Regions from separate parts of the Homo sapiens genome. Here region 2 is linked to region 1. A link is a loop called in an ENCODE intact Hi-C map of the cell type or tissue named here. Cell type or tissue: IMR-90. All regions are shown on one strand.

Region 1 (8,000 bases):
TTAAAAAAAGGAAGCAAACATATAGTCATTGCAATTTTAAAAAAGAGAAAACTATCAGTTGATAGTATAAGTTCAAGGTAGAACACAGTGGAAAAGTTAATTAATGTTGGAGGATAGTCCTGAAGACTTTACACCAAATATAGCATGGAGAGGGAACCATATCAAAAAAATGAAAGATCATGAACCATAAAAATCTTAGAAGGAAACGGCTGGGCTTGGTGGCTCATGCACTTTTGGAGGCCAAGGCGGGTGGATCATTTGAGGTCAGGAGTTCAAGACCAACTTGACCTACATAGTGAAACCCCATCTCTACTAAAATACAAAAATTAGCCGGGCATGGTGATGGGTGCCTGTAATCCCACTACTTGGGAGGCTGAGGCAGGAGAAACACTTGAACCAAGGAGGTGGAGGTTGCAGTGAGCCAAGATCATGTCACTGCACCCCAGCCTGGGCAACAGAGCGAGACTCCGTCTCAGAAAAGAAAAAAAATAAAATAAAAAAGAAGAAAACATAGAGGTAAATCTTCATGACCTTGGATTTGGCAGTGGTTTCTTAAACATAACAACGTGCAAACAACCAAGAAAAAATTAGGTAATTGGGCTTCATTAAAATAAAAAACTTTTGTGCTTTGGAAACCACTATCAAGAACGTGGAAAGACAATCCACAGAGAGAAAATATTTGAGAATCACATATCTGATGAGGATCTTGTATCCAGAATATGTAAAGAATCCTTACAACTCAACAATAAAAAGACGACCCAATTAAAAAGTGGCAAGGATTTGAACAAACATTTCTCCAAAGAAGATATACAAATGACATATGAAAAAGATATTCAACATTATTAGTCATTAAGGAAATACAAATCAAAACCACAGTGATATACCACTTCACATGCACTAGGATGCTATAATAATAATAAAACAAATGAAATAACAAGTGATGGTGAAGATGTGGTGAAATTAGCACCCTCACATGTTGCTGGTGGGAATGTAAAATGGTGCAGCCACTTTAGAACACAGTTTGGCTGTTTTTCAAAAAGTTAATCATAGAGTGACTTAAATGAAGTACTCATACATTTTACAACATGGATGAACCTAGAGAACGTTTTGCTAAGTAAAAGAAGCCAGACACAAAAGGTCACATATTGTATTATTCCATTTACATAAAATACCCAGAATGGGCTAATCCATAGAGACAGAAAGTACATTAGTGGTTGTCACGGGCTGGGGAGAAAAGAGAGTGGAGAGTGACTTCTCATGGATATGAGGTTGTTTTTAGGGGTGATGAAAATATTCTGGAATTAAACAGTGGTGATGGTTGTGAAACATTATGAATATAGGAAAAAACCCTCAAAATATATACCTCAAAAGGGCAAAATTTATGGTTTGTGAATTATATCTCAATAAAAAATTTAAAAGCATGGAAGATAGACAAATTGCCATAAACTACTTCTCTCAGAAATTTTAGCAGGATATGGAGAAAGTTGTGGGAAAGCAATATTTCAACAAAGAGGTAATAATTTCCCAGAAGTAAAGAAAGACTCAAATTCTTAGATGGAAAGTACATCTCCAGTGCCATAACTAAACAAAAACAAATTCATACCTAAAGACATTGAATGACATTGCCTAAAGCTACATCAAGGGTGAGGAAACCTTAAATGCTATGAGAAGCTGATTATGTGCAGGGAAGTTGCAAGTAATCAACTGACAGCAAAATTTGCATTGGTAACAGTAGAAGCCAGAAGACAATGAAGAAAATATCTTCCATATGCTAAGGGAAAATAGAGCAATATGTAATAGTTAAAATAGCTAAATTATTGCTTATGAGTGAAGGCACATTAAAACATTTTCAGGTATACAATGATAATTTACCACCCACAGACAGACTTTCATTAAAAAAAGTGTTAAGGCCAGGCACGATGGCTCACACCTATAATCTCAGCACTTTGGGAGGCTGAGGTGGGCAGATCACCTGAGGTCAGGAGTTCAAGACCAGCCTAGCCAACGTGACAAAACCCCATCTCTACTAAAAATACAAAAATTAGCCAGGCGTGGTGGCACGTGCCTGTGGTCCCGGCTACTCAGGAAGTTGAGGCAGGAGAATTGCTTGAACCTGGGAGGCGGAGGTTGGAGTGAGCTGAGATTGTACCATTGAACTCCAGCCTGGGCCACAGCCTGGGCCACTCCATTCAAAAAAAAAAGTGTTAAGGGAAGTATGTCAACAAGAAGAAAAGTGAACCCACAAGGAATGTATGAGACACAGGAATTAGGGGTGAGCACATCAGTAATTAAAACATGTTGGTAAATTTGAGTGACTAGTGACCATAAAATAACATCCGACTTTTGTGTTAAAATAGGAAAGAGAAGCTATAGATGGAAGGCGGGATGTTTCAATATGGACCTAAGGAGTGCTAAGATCTATCTTGTCTTTGGTCAGAACTACGTAATTTTTGTAACTTTTTAACACAAAGGATCATCAGTAAAATAATGGAAACATAATAGCATTGTTATTCACTGAATATTTGTGTTCCCACCAAATTCATATGTTAAAATCCAATCCCCAATGTTGCAGCGGTCCGTCCCACAGACCTTGATCCAACAACAGATGAATAACATACACTGACACAGATATTATGCTTGTCAGTCCAGCTGAGAGTCTGGGCCGCTTACAGACCCCAAGGAGAGTGCTGTAAACAGTGGCAACCGCAGCCTGGCCCGACTCACTGGCCTTCTTAGCATTTATTCAGCACACATTAAATGACAAAAGTCTCAAGTAAACACCACTAGAAGGTAATTACCATTGCCAACCCCCCAAGTAGAAAGCAGTCATGCACCTGCTGATGGCAAAGGTTAGTCTTAGGACCACATGATTAAACAAGCTATTTAGATAGACTCCTCTACATTCCAATGTTAATTACCCTTGCTATAGCTCAAAGAGGATTAGGCTGCCTTCAGCCATAACTCTATCCTGAGGCTTTTGCTAAAACCTTCTGGCCTTTCAAGAAGGTTTATTTTACAATTTTTCCCACCATCCTGACTGAACCCCCACACAATGTGATGATGTTTGGAGGTGGAGCCTTTGGGAGGTAATCAGGTCATGAGGATGGAGCCCTCACAAATGGGATTAACGACCTTATGAAAGAGACCCCAGAGAGCTAGCTTGGTCTGTTTTTACCATAAGAGGGCACAACAAGAAGTCAGCAGTCTGCAACCTGGAAGAGGAAGAGGGCCCTCCCTGGAAGCCAACTGTGCTGGAAACCTCATCTTGGACTTCCAGCCTCTAGAACTGCAAGAAATAAATTTCTGTTGTTTGTAACCCACTCAGTCACAGTACTTTGTTATAGCAGCCCAAGCTGACTAAGCCAAGTGTATTAGTCTTTTCTTGCATTGCTATAAAGAACTACCTGAGACTGAGTAATTTATAAAGAAAAGAGGTTTAATTGGCCCACAGTTCTTCAGGCTGTACAGGAAGCATAGTGGCTTCTTCTGGGGAGGCCTCAGGAAACTTAGAGTCATGGCAGAAGGTGAAGGGGGAGCCAGCACTTCATATTGCCAGAGCAGCAGGAAACAGGAGGAGGTGCCGCACACTTTTAAATGACCAGATCTCATGAGGAATCACTCAATATCATGAGAACAGTACCAGGGGGAAATCTACCCCCATGATCAAATCACCTCCCACCAGGCCCTACCTCCAACATTGGAGTTTACAACTGGACATGAGATGTGGGATGAGACACAGATCCAAACCATATCAGCAGGCACCTAAATCAACAAATGAACAACAATAAACGAAGAGAATGTATCAACTTAATAGAAGGCTAAAGGAAGACAGAGAAGCAAAGAATAAAGAATGATAAACACAAAACAAAATTAAACAGTAGAAATAAGTCCAAAAATATCAGGAATAACAATAATTGCAAGTGGCTTCAACTTGCTTTTAAAATATAGAGATTATTTGATTAGATAAGAAAGAAAAAATCCAGGTCTATCTTGTTTTTAAGAGATGGCACCCACAGACAGACTTTCATTAAAAGTTTTTTCATAAAAAAACTTTTGCCATACATTAGGTTTGCTAATGCATAGTAAAAGAAATTCTATGCAAAATATAAAGCTAGTTATTTGAAAACCTTCATCCACTTTAACATTTGTGTAGTATTTTATAATGCAAATATTCCAAAAGACATATAATCATTCTCCTATTAATGGTTGTCTTCCACTTTTTGCTATTACAAACAATGCTGAGCATAATGTCGAGCAAGTAAAGCAAGTTGCAACAAGATATATGCTTTCTAATACAATTTATATTGTTTCAAAACATGCAGAAATATTAGATATTTTGTGGATACAAATGCAATAATTTCATACATAAATGCGCAGCAATGATAAATACCAAATTCTGGAGGATGGCTTTTCCAGAGGGAAGAGAGTGAAGTATCATAGAGAGGATCTGCCGGGTAACTTAATTCTATCTGTGTTAATTTCTTTCAAAAAATGTTTAAGCAAATGTAAAAATTATTAAGATTTTATTAAACTTTATTGAGAGTATGGGTATTTATTATATCATTATTTATACATTTCTGTATGCTTAAATGATTTTATATTAAAGATTTTTTTTTTTTTGAGACACAGTCTTGCTCTGTCGCCCAGGCTGGAGTGCAGTGGCGCCATCTCGGCTCACTGCAAGCTCCGCCTCCCAGGTTCACGCCATTCTCCTGCCTCAGCTTCCCGAGTAGCTGGGACTACAGTCGCCCGCCACCACACCCGGCTAATTTTTTGTATTTTTAGTGGAGACGGGGTTTCACTGTGTTAGCCAGGATGGTCTCGATCTCCTGACCTCGTGATCTGCCTGCCTCAGCCTCCCAAAGTGCTGAGATTACAGGCATGAGCCACCGCGCCGGGCCCAACCACAGATATTTTAACATTTATTGCATATCTACAAATATCAGGACAACATTAGGTCCTTAACATGTATTATGTCATTGAATCCTCACAATAACCCTCTAAGGGAGGTACTATTATTTCTATTTCACAGATTAGGAAACTAAGGCACAAAGAGATGAATAGCTTACCCAAAGTTAGCAGGGGGCAGGCCTGTGCTCTTTTCTCTGAAGGTCATTGCCAATGGTTAAAGACTGATTCTAAATAGTCCTCACTGTAACCACTTTTCTTTCACACTTGTATTCTGCCTGGGAGTGAGATCAAGCTCCATGTACCAATATCAAGCACATTGTTGGGGTGTGGGAGGGATCCTGCACTATCTTTTAAGTGAAGACTCTGGTAAGTGTTCTCTCTGCAACTGTCTTTTACCTGAGTTGATTGAAGGATGGCAGTTGTCACTTACTGTGGACTGGATTGAAGCCTATCCCACTTGATCCAGCTTTGTTATGCAGGAGCTCTATCACCTTGAAGAAATGTATCTTTATAGGCTTCTTCTGAAATTGGCCACTGTTAGTGTGAACAAAGGACATAGGAGCTTCTGAATAGCCTTACATTTCCCATCTTCTCATGCACAAGTGGGAAAATGCACACGTTGTTAAGAAAAATACAGCAAAAGACTTAGCTTGCGTTATCTCCAAAATATGATTCTCCATTGAAACAACTAGAATCATGCCAAGACAAACAAAATGAAAACGAAGAAACACATTAATGATGAGAAAATTTATAACCACATTATAAATGAGAAAATTAAAGATGATCATCACCTTGAGGGAGTTCATTTTTAGTCTATTTTTATATCCTTAGCATTAAATCATGAAGTCACAGGGCATTTGATAGGAAGCCATCGTTTGAAAAAGAGCCGATTTTTCCAGCCTCATTTAAATTGCTCCTCCCCTTTCACCTATTTGTTCAGGGAAAGAAGGCTCAAAAAATATGTCTCAGTGCCTCCCCATATTATCATGAGACCAGTAGAAATGAGCTAAGATTTTAGCATTTGTGTAAAACAAGGACTCAAACTTGAAAGCTTGAGAGGAAAGGAACTTGTTGACATTCTTCTCAAGCAAACATGGGCAGCAAAATCTAAATATCAAGACACCGCTGAAGAAAGAGAGAAATATTCGGATCTGTAGATCCCAATCATCATTTCCAGCTTGTGTATATTCAAAGTGATTCATTTATTCTTTAGTAAATGGAAGATTTATGAAGGTTACTGAATGTGAAGTAGAGTAGTTTATTCACTCATTAAATATTTCTCACCACCAGTTAATACTGTGATTAAGTTCTGGGGATGCATATACTGCATACCTATCCTCAGGAAGCTGATAGGCAGGATTGAGTTATTTATGGAATAAGGCACAAAGAAGCTCCAAAAAATCCAGGGAATCACTGGCTCAGGAATGGCTTCCAATGAGTGACTCAAATAATTACCATGACTCGGCATAATAAACGCAACGTGTCTTAAGAATGAGAAGTGTCCTTGACAGTTTTCTAATGATTTCAAGATTAAAATTCAGGGACTGGAACTCCTTCCGTCTTGGTTGGTTATCTAAGGCATACTTCCCACTGGGATTTCCAGCACTCTTTGTACTTGAGGTTAGGTGTTACTCAAAGTGATTGAATGGGCTGGGCAGGGTGGCTCATGTCTGTAATCCCAGTACTTTGTGAGGCTGAGGTGTTTGGATCACCGCGGTCAGGAGTTTGAGACCATCCTGGCCAACCTGGTGAAACCCCATCTCTACTAAAAATACAAAAAATTATCTGGGTGTGATGTTGCATACCTGTAATCCCGGCTACTACAGAGTCTGAGGCAGGAGAATCACTTAAACCTGAGAGGTTGCAGTGAGCCGAGATTGTGCCACTGCACTCCAGCTTGGGCAACAGATCAAGACTCCGTCTTAAAAACAAAAACAAAACCAAAGTGAGTGAATGAACCACTATATTTTTGCATTGCCTAAATGGTTTAGAATGTGGGCTAGCCATTTTTCCTTTGCTTAAAATGGCACATAGTTTCAGCAAAGTGGCTTCCTCAGGTAGCAGAATAGAAATATATGTATATAAAATATATATATAAAAATATATATAATATATACATAATATATATATTTTCACAAATGCAGATTTTAAATAACTGGTCTTTTGTGAATCAAAGTGGTGTATTCTCTGCCAAATATTCACAAATAAATTCATTAAGTTAATCTCTTCATTGTGTGGTGAGATCTTTCATGTAATAAAACCCATCCTGTGGGGAATTATGTGACTTTTCTATATTGTAATAAGAAGATCCACCAGGGAGGGCGCTATCACGAGGCAGCAATGATGACCTTTTGTCTTCCTGTGCTGTGTAACAATGATGGCTGTATATCAAATACCTACAACATTCTGGGCATTGTGTACTGTGCAATGGCACATGGGTACTGCATATGCATATTCCCATTTATATTTCCTTTAAAATCCTCACCACAACCATGGAAGGCAGTTACTATTCTCATTTTAAAAAAGGAAGAAAGAAAACCAAACCCTGAGTGCTAGAACAGATTATTTACTTAGGATTTCACAGCTAGTAATAGCTTAGCTCTGTGACGTGCCCCAAGCCCATGGTTTTTTTCATAAGACCACCCACCTCTCCCAAAAGCCTCTCCATGGGCTCATTTTCCTGTCACAGACCTTAGCACTAAGATCCTGTCTTAGATCTATTCTTAGTTTAAGAATAGATTATCACCTTAGACAACACTACATCTAATGCCCATGGTAAGAGAGTAATTTTCTCTCATACCATGGGTTAAGTTTGCTAAATTGTGTTTCTACAATCTTAGCACATGGCTGAGGGTTGGGCATTCCCAGACAACAGGAACAGGGAGCAGGTTGGCCGCCCCATTATCCTTCTAAAGCTAAGTATAAACCAAGTTGCTCTCAAAACAGACTCAGTCCCAAAGCCAGTGGTTTTCAAGCCTGGTCACACATTAGGATAACTGGGCATTACAAACATACTGATGTTTGGGCTCCACTCCAGGGTGATCAATTACTTCAGAGACTCCTGGGGGTAAGGCTTGGGCATCAGTACT
Region 2 (8,000 bases), 84 kb before region 1:
CCCAGGCTGGAGTGCAGTGGTGTGATCTCAGCTCACTGCAACCTCCGCCTCCTGGGTTCAAGTGATTCTCCTGCCTCAGCCTCCTGAGTAGCTGAGATTACAGGCACCCGCCAGCACACCCGGCTGATTTTTGTATTTTCAGTAGAGATGGGGTTTCACAATGTTTGCCAGTCTGGTCTTGAACTCCTGACCTCAGGTGATCCACCCACCTTGGCCTCCCAAAGTGCTGGGATTATAAGCATGAGGCACCTCGCCAGGCCCGGAAGTGTTCTTTAAGCCTCCAAGACTGAGCATTTGTTAAGGTAGCATGGAAAACTAACAGATTACTAAAGAAACTCTATCATTCACATAGAAAAGTCACAACTTGCTTGTAGTATCTCCTCTAACAATGAGAAATTGGCCATGTCCTTTCCCTTCAGGTTTCCTCTGCTCTGTTGTACCCCATGTCTCCTCATCTGCCCCTATATGCGGGAACAAGTGGCTTGCTTTCTTGAGTCATACACAGCAAAACTCAAGGTCCCCAATTACCACTTGTCAAAGCATCCTTTCAAATGAACTAGTTGTGACACTCATATTTTGTAGATAGGAAAATACTGATAGCATCTGTGACTTGTACCTTGCCACCAATTGGTAATTCTGGAATAAAATACCAGTGGGACTTTAATTTCTGACTTCTTATGGGTTGACATAAAACCTTCTGGGTTCACAGTAGTTAATTTGGAAGAGGCAAGGAAATCTGAGGTATATTAAAATAGGAAGTTCAATTTCCTCCAAAATAGCTTCTCCCACTTTCTCTGTTTCTGTTAATGATGCTATCTAATATCACCTGAGGGGTTTATTAGCCACTCAGTGAGGCTAGGAGTGTTGAGGTCATCTAACATATTGTTCTCCTTAACTGCAACCTCATCTGGTCCTCCTACCACTTCCAAAATTCAGATAATTGCTAAGTCATATGGCTTCTACCTCCACACTGTCTGTACATCCTATATGAACTTTTCAATCTAAAAATACAGCTTTTAGCCAGGCACAGTTGCTCACGCCTATAATCCCAGAATTTTGGGAGGCCCAGATTGGTGGATTGCTTGAGCTCAGAAGTTAGAGACCAGCCTGGGCGACATGGTGAGACTCCCATCTCTACTAAAAATACAAAAAAAAAAAAAAAAAAATAGCTGGGCATGGCAGTGGGTGCCTATGGTCCCAGCCCTTACTTGGGAGGCTGAGGTGGGAGGTTTGCTTGAGCCCTGGGGGCAGAGGTTGCAGTGAGCCAAGATTGCACCACTATACTCCAGCCCGGACAACAGAGTGAGACCCTGTTTAAAAAAAAACAAAAACAAAAACAAAACGAAAACAAAAAAACCCTGCTTTTTATCTCCCTTCTCTCCTCCTGTCCAAATATCCTTCCTGAAGTGGGGAGCTGATGGCATGACTCTCTTGCGTGTGAACTTCACTGCCTGCTGAATCTGGTTTACATTCCTCGCTCACTGTGTTTTCTAATGCCTGACCTCATAGGGCCTCAATCAGCCTTCTCTCCCGCTCCAGTCAAGGGCATCATTTTCTTACCTGAGGTGGACATGCTTTTGCTGCTGGGACTTGCTCATTTAGTTCATTCTTCTGAAAATGCCCACCTTCATTTCTTTCTCTGTCAAATTTTCAAGGCCCATCTTAAACATCTCTCCTCTGTGAAGCTGTTTCTCCCAGATACTACTTTTCTTTCTTCTTATCCCCAAAGCAGCATAACTGATTCTAAGCATGCATGGCGTTTGTTGAAAAACTAAGGTGGTAAAATGAGTTTTAAAGACAATGGTTTTGTTTTTTATTGTTGTTGTTGTTGAATGCCTGTTTAACCATTCATTGTTTTTGGTTTAATAGAAGTAGGTTATATCTAAGATAGGATTTTGTTCAATTATTTGGGTAAGGAGGGAAGCATCACTATGGTTGTAATGTGAGAACTGTAATTATACTGTTATTTAGATGCTTTCTGCTGCCTGGGCTGATGTTCTGTGACTAGGATTCGTTGAGATGTTACACTGTCTCCCATTCATAATCTTATTTTAAAAAGTGAAATTAACTTTACGTGACCTTAGAATAAGAGATATATGTGGGAGAGGAGGTAGAGGGAACCAGGGACAGATGGGTGGGGACAAAATATTGGGGAAGAAAAGAAAGACAATGCCAAAATGGAAAAAAAACTGCATATGTAATATATGTATGGATAATATCAAGAAAAATGTGCAATATAAATTTATGCCTATATAATTTTATGCAAAATTGAATAAACACATGAACAATGATCCAAAGAAAATACAATGTAAGATTATGAGTGAGAATTCTGCAGGCGTGGTGTGTGGCTTGTCAGATGACTGGCTGTGTGACCTTGAGTGAGTCCTGCACCTACCCCTGGCTTGTTTCCTTATCTGTCAAGTGGGGATAGCAACAGTACCTATGATTACAGAGCTGTGAGAGTTATATAAGTTTCTATATAAAAGCACCTAGCATAGTGCCTGCCACATGGGGGGCCCCCCGAGACAATGAAGAGGCTGATGAGGAGGCTCTTTGCTGCCTTTACAAGGGGTTTTGCAGCTTTGATTTTTCTTGCAATCTTTCCTTATCTTGCCCATCTTTTTTTCATCTCATTTTGTTGATTTTCATCTTAGTCTGTTTTCTCTTTGACTTTCTGTTCCGTGTACCTCAATTTGTGTTTTTGAGGTATATTATTGAAGATGCCAGAAAGCTTCCTGACATTTCATGCTGGATTCTGTTAGGAATCATTTTCAAAAGTATAGTGGTTTATTTTTTCATGAGTTATGTTTATGCTCACTCTGAAGTATTTTTCATAAGTTCTATGTCATTTGTTTATTTTCCCCTTACCAATTTTTAAAGAAGGCAATAATTCTCCAAAATTAGTAGTTAATTGAAAGATATGGCTTAAGTGGGAAATTAGAAACACTTAAATGTTCATTTTAACTCATTTTGCGTTAACTTAAATCATATGAATCTATTTTATGCACTGATCTTTAATTCAGACCACAGGGCTTTTATGAGTTCACCAGTTTGGATACTCACATTTGTCTTACATCAACCCTGCCCCTATCTAAGATTTCTAGTCTCATCTCTTTAAAGTTAAGTGGGAACTTAAAGATGTGCATGAAGCAAACTGAGTGCAGAAGCTCTCTAACTTTTCTATAAATGTGTTCTGCTCTTTCACAGTTGTCACACATATTTTGATAGCAGTTCTTTTAGTGACTGTCCAAAGCATTAAACTTAGGTTCTACAGAAATAACAACTCCAATTTTGTGTCCATATTTTATTGGTTTGTGTCATATTTAATTACATAATTATAATAACAAATACAATTTATTAAAATGTGGTTTAGAATAAATCATACTGAATCATGTAGGCATGAATTTAACTAGTAGCAAAAGTGAGCAAAGGATATGAGAAGGTGGCCTGAGTCAGGCATATTCTGTCGTGTGAGCATGGGGCAGGATGGTTTACAGAAGCGATAGGAAGTAAATCCACAGAGTCCGTTAAATGGAAGTCAGTTAAGGAAGCTTGAAACACAGCAGTAGTTTTCAAACTCTAGTGTGCATCAGAACTATCTAGATGGCTTGGTAAAGCACAGATTGCTGGGCCACAACCTAGCGTTTCTGATCCAGTGAGATTGGGGTGGGGCTGAAGAATTTGCCAGCATTTCTAACAAGCTCCCAGCTGACACCATCTGCATGTCCAAGGAACACATTTTGTGAACCACTGACCCACAGCCAATGTTGATGGTGTGGATGGGGAGAAGTCCTTTCAAACATCATCAGCATGCATAGAGCAGAAAGCCAGTATTTTTCCATCTGTCTCTACCCACTTCCTAGTGGATATCCTCCTATAATCAGACGTTAGGTTTTCTATTACTCTTCATTCTTGGTATTGCATTCAAATTTCTAATTTTTTTATGTGTGTGTGTGTGTGTGTGTGTGTGTGTGTGTGTGTGTCTACCTAGGAACTTTATTTGGAAGTTGGGGGAGGATGCAATGAGGGCTTTTCAAGTCTTCATGTTCATTCTCTTTGATTTCTTGAAAAAGATAAAACTACTACTTAGCTTATTCAACCTTGCTGAACACATTGTTAACAAATCACAAGTCTCCAAGTCTCTTCACAGGAAAATAACTTATTTCTGTCTCTCAGAAAACTTGTGTTTGGCAATAGCTTACCAGCTGCAGGGTAGAAAGGCAGCACTGTGGGTGTGTTGTCAGCAAGCTGAAGACTTTGAGAAAGAAACAGATTATCTGATTGCTCTGTAATCTCCTTTCAGAACTGGCTGACGGAGCTGGAGATCTTTGCTATAATCTTCTCAGCTGCCATCCATGACTACGAGCATACCGGAACCACCAACAATTTCCACATTCAGACTCGGTGAGGGTGTTTAAATGTTTGGAAGAGAGGCAAGAGGGGTCAGAGAGACAGTTTTAGAAATCAGAAAGGTGTTAGTCACCTTTCTTTTGCATAGGTTTCCTATTTTGAATTTCTGAAACAATGAACCTCTAAATGAGAGATCAGTCTGATCAGCTTCAATCAAGACTTAGAGTTTAAGAAGCCATCTGCTCCTAATTCTCCTATTTTGTTCAGATCTCATATAGATATCTTTTTCTTCTCTATTCTAATGTTCGCTATTTGTTTATGTATGTTCTGTACATACTTGACCTACTTCTAACAGGAAATGGGGCAGTTTACGTAAAGGCCCAGATGACACATAAAGGAAAAGAATAAGGACAGTGAGGATTAGAGTGTTTTTGTTGACATTAACAACATTGACCAATCTTACCCTCTGATCTCTGAGATTCTGATGAGATCTCTTCTCATCCTCTCTGATTTCGTATCTGCTCTGTTTAGTGCTTGCACCACTCCCTGGCACAGGGCCCCGGGAGTAAGTTTGTCTCCTGTAGGCTACTTTCACCGTGAGCAACCTGTGCATCCTTCCTAATGGACTGCACAGGTAATCACAAACCTCCCGTCGGAGACATTAAATATGGGTCCAAGTGCCCCACTCGGAACCTCCTGACCTGTAACAGATACTGTTAGTTGATTTTGGTACTTTTTCTTACTAAACTGTGGGTTTATTCTGAGTATTCCTCTCAGCACAGAATTCCAGGCAATAGCACCAGTCAATTGTCATTTCTACTTAGGATAAAACTTTCCTTGCCCTCTCCTAGCCTAAGAACTTGCCCTCTCTTAAGACAATGATGTGGAACTGGAGAGAGTCTGACAGTAGAGTTAGTTCATTATCCTTGACATAGTAATCAAAAGGAGCTAGGGTATGGGGAAAGGTGGTAAGTCAAAGAGAAAGAATGTAGCAGGGAGGGATGAGAGTTTAACACCAAATAAATACTTGCTGATTTCACTTGAAAAAGCAGGTGCACACTCTAGATAGGTTTGTGTTCATTAAATCAATCTACATGTATTTAATGAACTCAACACTTGATTACAGTATACACAAAAGAAGACAATATTGTCTGATCTCTGTTCAGAAGGAGAATTTTAATTGAATGGAAGCAGACAAAAGAACTTCAGCTACTTGCTTCAGTTCCACCTTCTTGCCTCCTCACTTAGTCTCAGCCACAGAAAAGCAGCTTTTTGTGGTTGTGTTCCAAGGGAACAGAATTCCCTTTAATACAGGGAATTCCATAGAGTAGCACTGTTTAATGTATGTCTGTGGGTGGAACCTTTGCTCTGAGGACAGAGACCATGGTGAATATCACCTGCCCAAGGAAGAGAGGTGGGTTGAACATATGTGGGTCTTGCCTGGAGACGAGGATCAAAACCAGTCCCAACACAGAGGAGAATGGCTTTATTACAGGAGGTGGAAAAGTGTCACGAAATATACATCAGTTGGTATCTAACTTACTCAACAGATGTAACAGCAGATCTTTCACCTCGGGATTTGAATGTTCTGCGTTATCTCCATAGGAGTGGGAAAATTCCAATGTGTTCAGTTAAGCTTGGTTTGGAATGAAATTTAAACATTGGCCCTGTTCAACAGAACTTTATCCAAAGCCTCTCAGCCTGTGTGATCCCTGTTCAGAAAACAAAGTCTGTGACCAGGCCCTTAATCCTTTGATGAATAAAATTTTAAGCCTAACAGTTTCAAGGTATGATAGATACAGCCCAAAGTTTGGCCAATGGCAGGTGGAAGTTATCTTGGGGAAGCACTGGCCCAACTGTCAGAAGATCTTGCCTTCATCCCAGCCCTGCCACTTGGCCACCAAAGGGCTCTAACAAGTTTTTTTAAGTCTCTGAAACTCAGCTTCCTTGGTGAGAAACAAATAATCTAAGCTTTCATTAAATTTAAGATCTTAAAATATTATACAGTCGTGTGTTTAGTGACATTCAGCTATAGTATGGTCTTTGAGATAGGAACTAAAAACTGACATTATAATCTTTATATTCTTTATTCTCAATTTTCCACATGTGGCTTTTGCATGGAAAAATGTTGAGATCAAGCCACTATCAGAGGCAGCTTACAGATAGTACCCACCAGGTGATATGTGTTCTGAAAATTACAACTAAAATAAATAAACCAGTGCATTCATTGAATAAAATAAAAATAAAAATAAATGTCATTCCAGAAAATATAAAGAAGTTTGACATGACCCATATTTTTAAAAAAACACCTTTGCAACTAATATAGGTAATTGAGATCTGGTTGTAAAACAGTTTTGAGAGAGTTCTCAGGCTGGATGTCACATATTTCCTGCCCACACATGTACTGATATAACATACCCTACATTCATCTATTGATGATTTGTAGTGTTAGTTGAGCTTTTGGTTCATATAACTGGCATGGGGACAAAGATAATTTCTAAACATGGAAAAAAGTGGTGGTGCGTTCTAGCCTGTTAGAATTACCCAAGTAAATCACAACTGTTTAACATTCTGAATTTTGCTTGGCTTTCTGTTCAGGTCTGATCCAGCTATTCTGTATAATGACAGATCTGTACTGGAGAATCACCATTTAAGTGCAGCTTATCGCCTTCTGCAAGATGACGAGGAAATGAATATTTTGATTAACCTCTCAAAGGATGACTGGAGGTAAGGATGAGAAAAGAGAGAGATTTGTAGGCCAGGGAAGGAACTTTGAAGTTGGATGAAGTATGCTGTTTTTGAGAAAAGAACACCTTGCTTAAAATGTTGATTCGTGTTGCTTTCTCTCTCTTTCTTTCTCTCACTCTCACCCTCTCTTTGTGTATGTATGTATGTCTTATTTCTCTTTTTTCTTTATACAGATATTCAAATATTTATAAATAAAGGCTATGGAATGTTATGATTAAGTTCCAACTACTTTATTTTGCCATCTTTACATTGCTTTTTATTGATGAATTGGGAAGTGAAACCAGTTTGAGTCAAATAATTCAATATTGTCCTAAAAATTCTCAAAGAAGAAAGTTTGAAAAATCACTTCTAACAGTGTTCAACTGAGGACACTTTGGATATATTTGCTTTTTTTTTTAACCTTAGGAAACTTGTGTTGCTTTTATCTGAATTCCTTAAATCTGAATTTTATCTTTTATTTAATAACATGTGTTTTTCACCCTATATTTGATTTGGACTTCTTATCAATCTTTTGACATTTTCTAAGGAAATTATTGGACACTTAAAAAAATTATGTACACTTAATTCTGTTGCATGAATGACAGAAATTGTGTGTTTGGATTTAGGCACATACCTGTGTTTTGAATATGGACTCAGTCACTTACTAGCTGTATGACATTCGGGAAGTGACTCAATATCTTTACATCTTTAAAATTTTAATTTCTTGAAAATAGATAGTAACATTTATTCTGCAGTTGGGATAGATTATGATAAATGACATAATCATTTTAAAATGCTTAGCACACTTTGTCTCATATATAGCAAGCCAATAAATCATCGTAGCTATAAATATAGGTTAAGGTACTTCAAACCCTGCAGGCAGAGATCATCTAAATCCTTACAAAACTCTGAATCCGTTGTGA

Evidence for each region. A loop is a pair of places that touch in the nucleus more often than their neighbours do. Peaks named below come from ENCODE experiments on the same cell type or tissue, not always from the same donor. Only the 100,000 strongest peaks of a DNase experiment are listed, where the experiment ranks them.
Region 2: a loop joins it to region 1, with 2.5 times the contacts of the local background. A loop is called at or near these places in 2 of 110 quality-filtered maps.

What each region holds. Positions count from the first base shown.
Region 1 is chr7:31,763,004-31,771,003 of GRCh38, reverse strand. All of the region lies in intron 17 of PDE1C (phosphodiesterase 1C), which reads left to right. Among named protein-coding and RNA genes, the nearest start is that of PPP1R17, 80 kb to the right of the region's middle. RefSeq lists an enhancer at 2,400-3,334. In IMR-90, a CTCF peak has its summit at 7,220; no DNase peak of the experiment used is centred here.
Region 2 is chr7:31,847,045-31,855,044 of GRCh38, reverse strand. PDE1C (phosphodiesterase 1C) reads left to right here. Exons shown (of 18, transcript NM_001191057.4): 8 at 4,304-4,404; 9 at 6,949-7,077. Among named protein-coding and RNA genes, the nearest start is that of PPP1R17, 160 kb to the right of the region's middle. In IMR-90, no CTCF peak of the experiment used is centred here; a DNase peak (open chromatin) is centred at 4,774.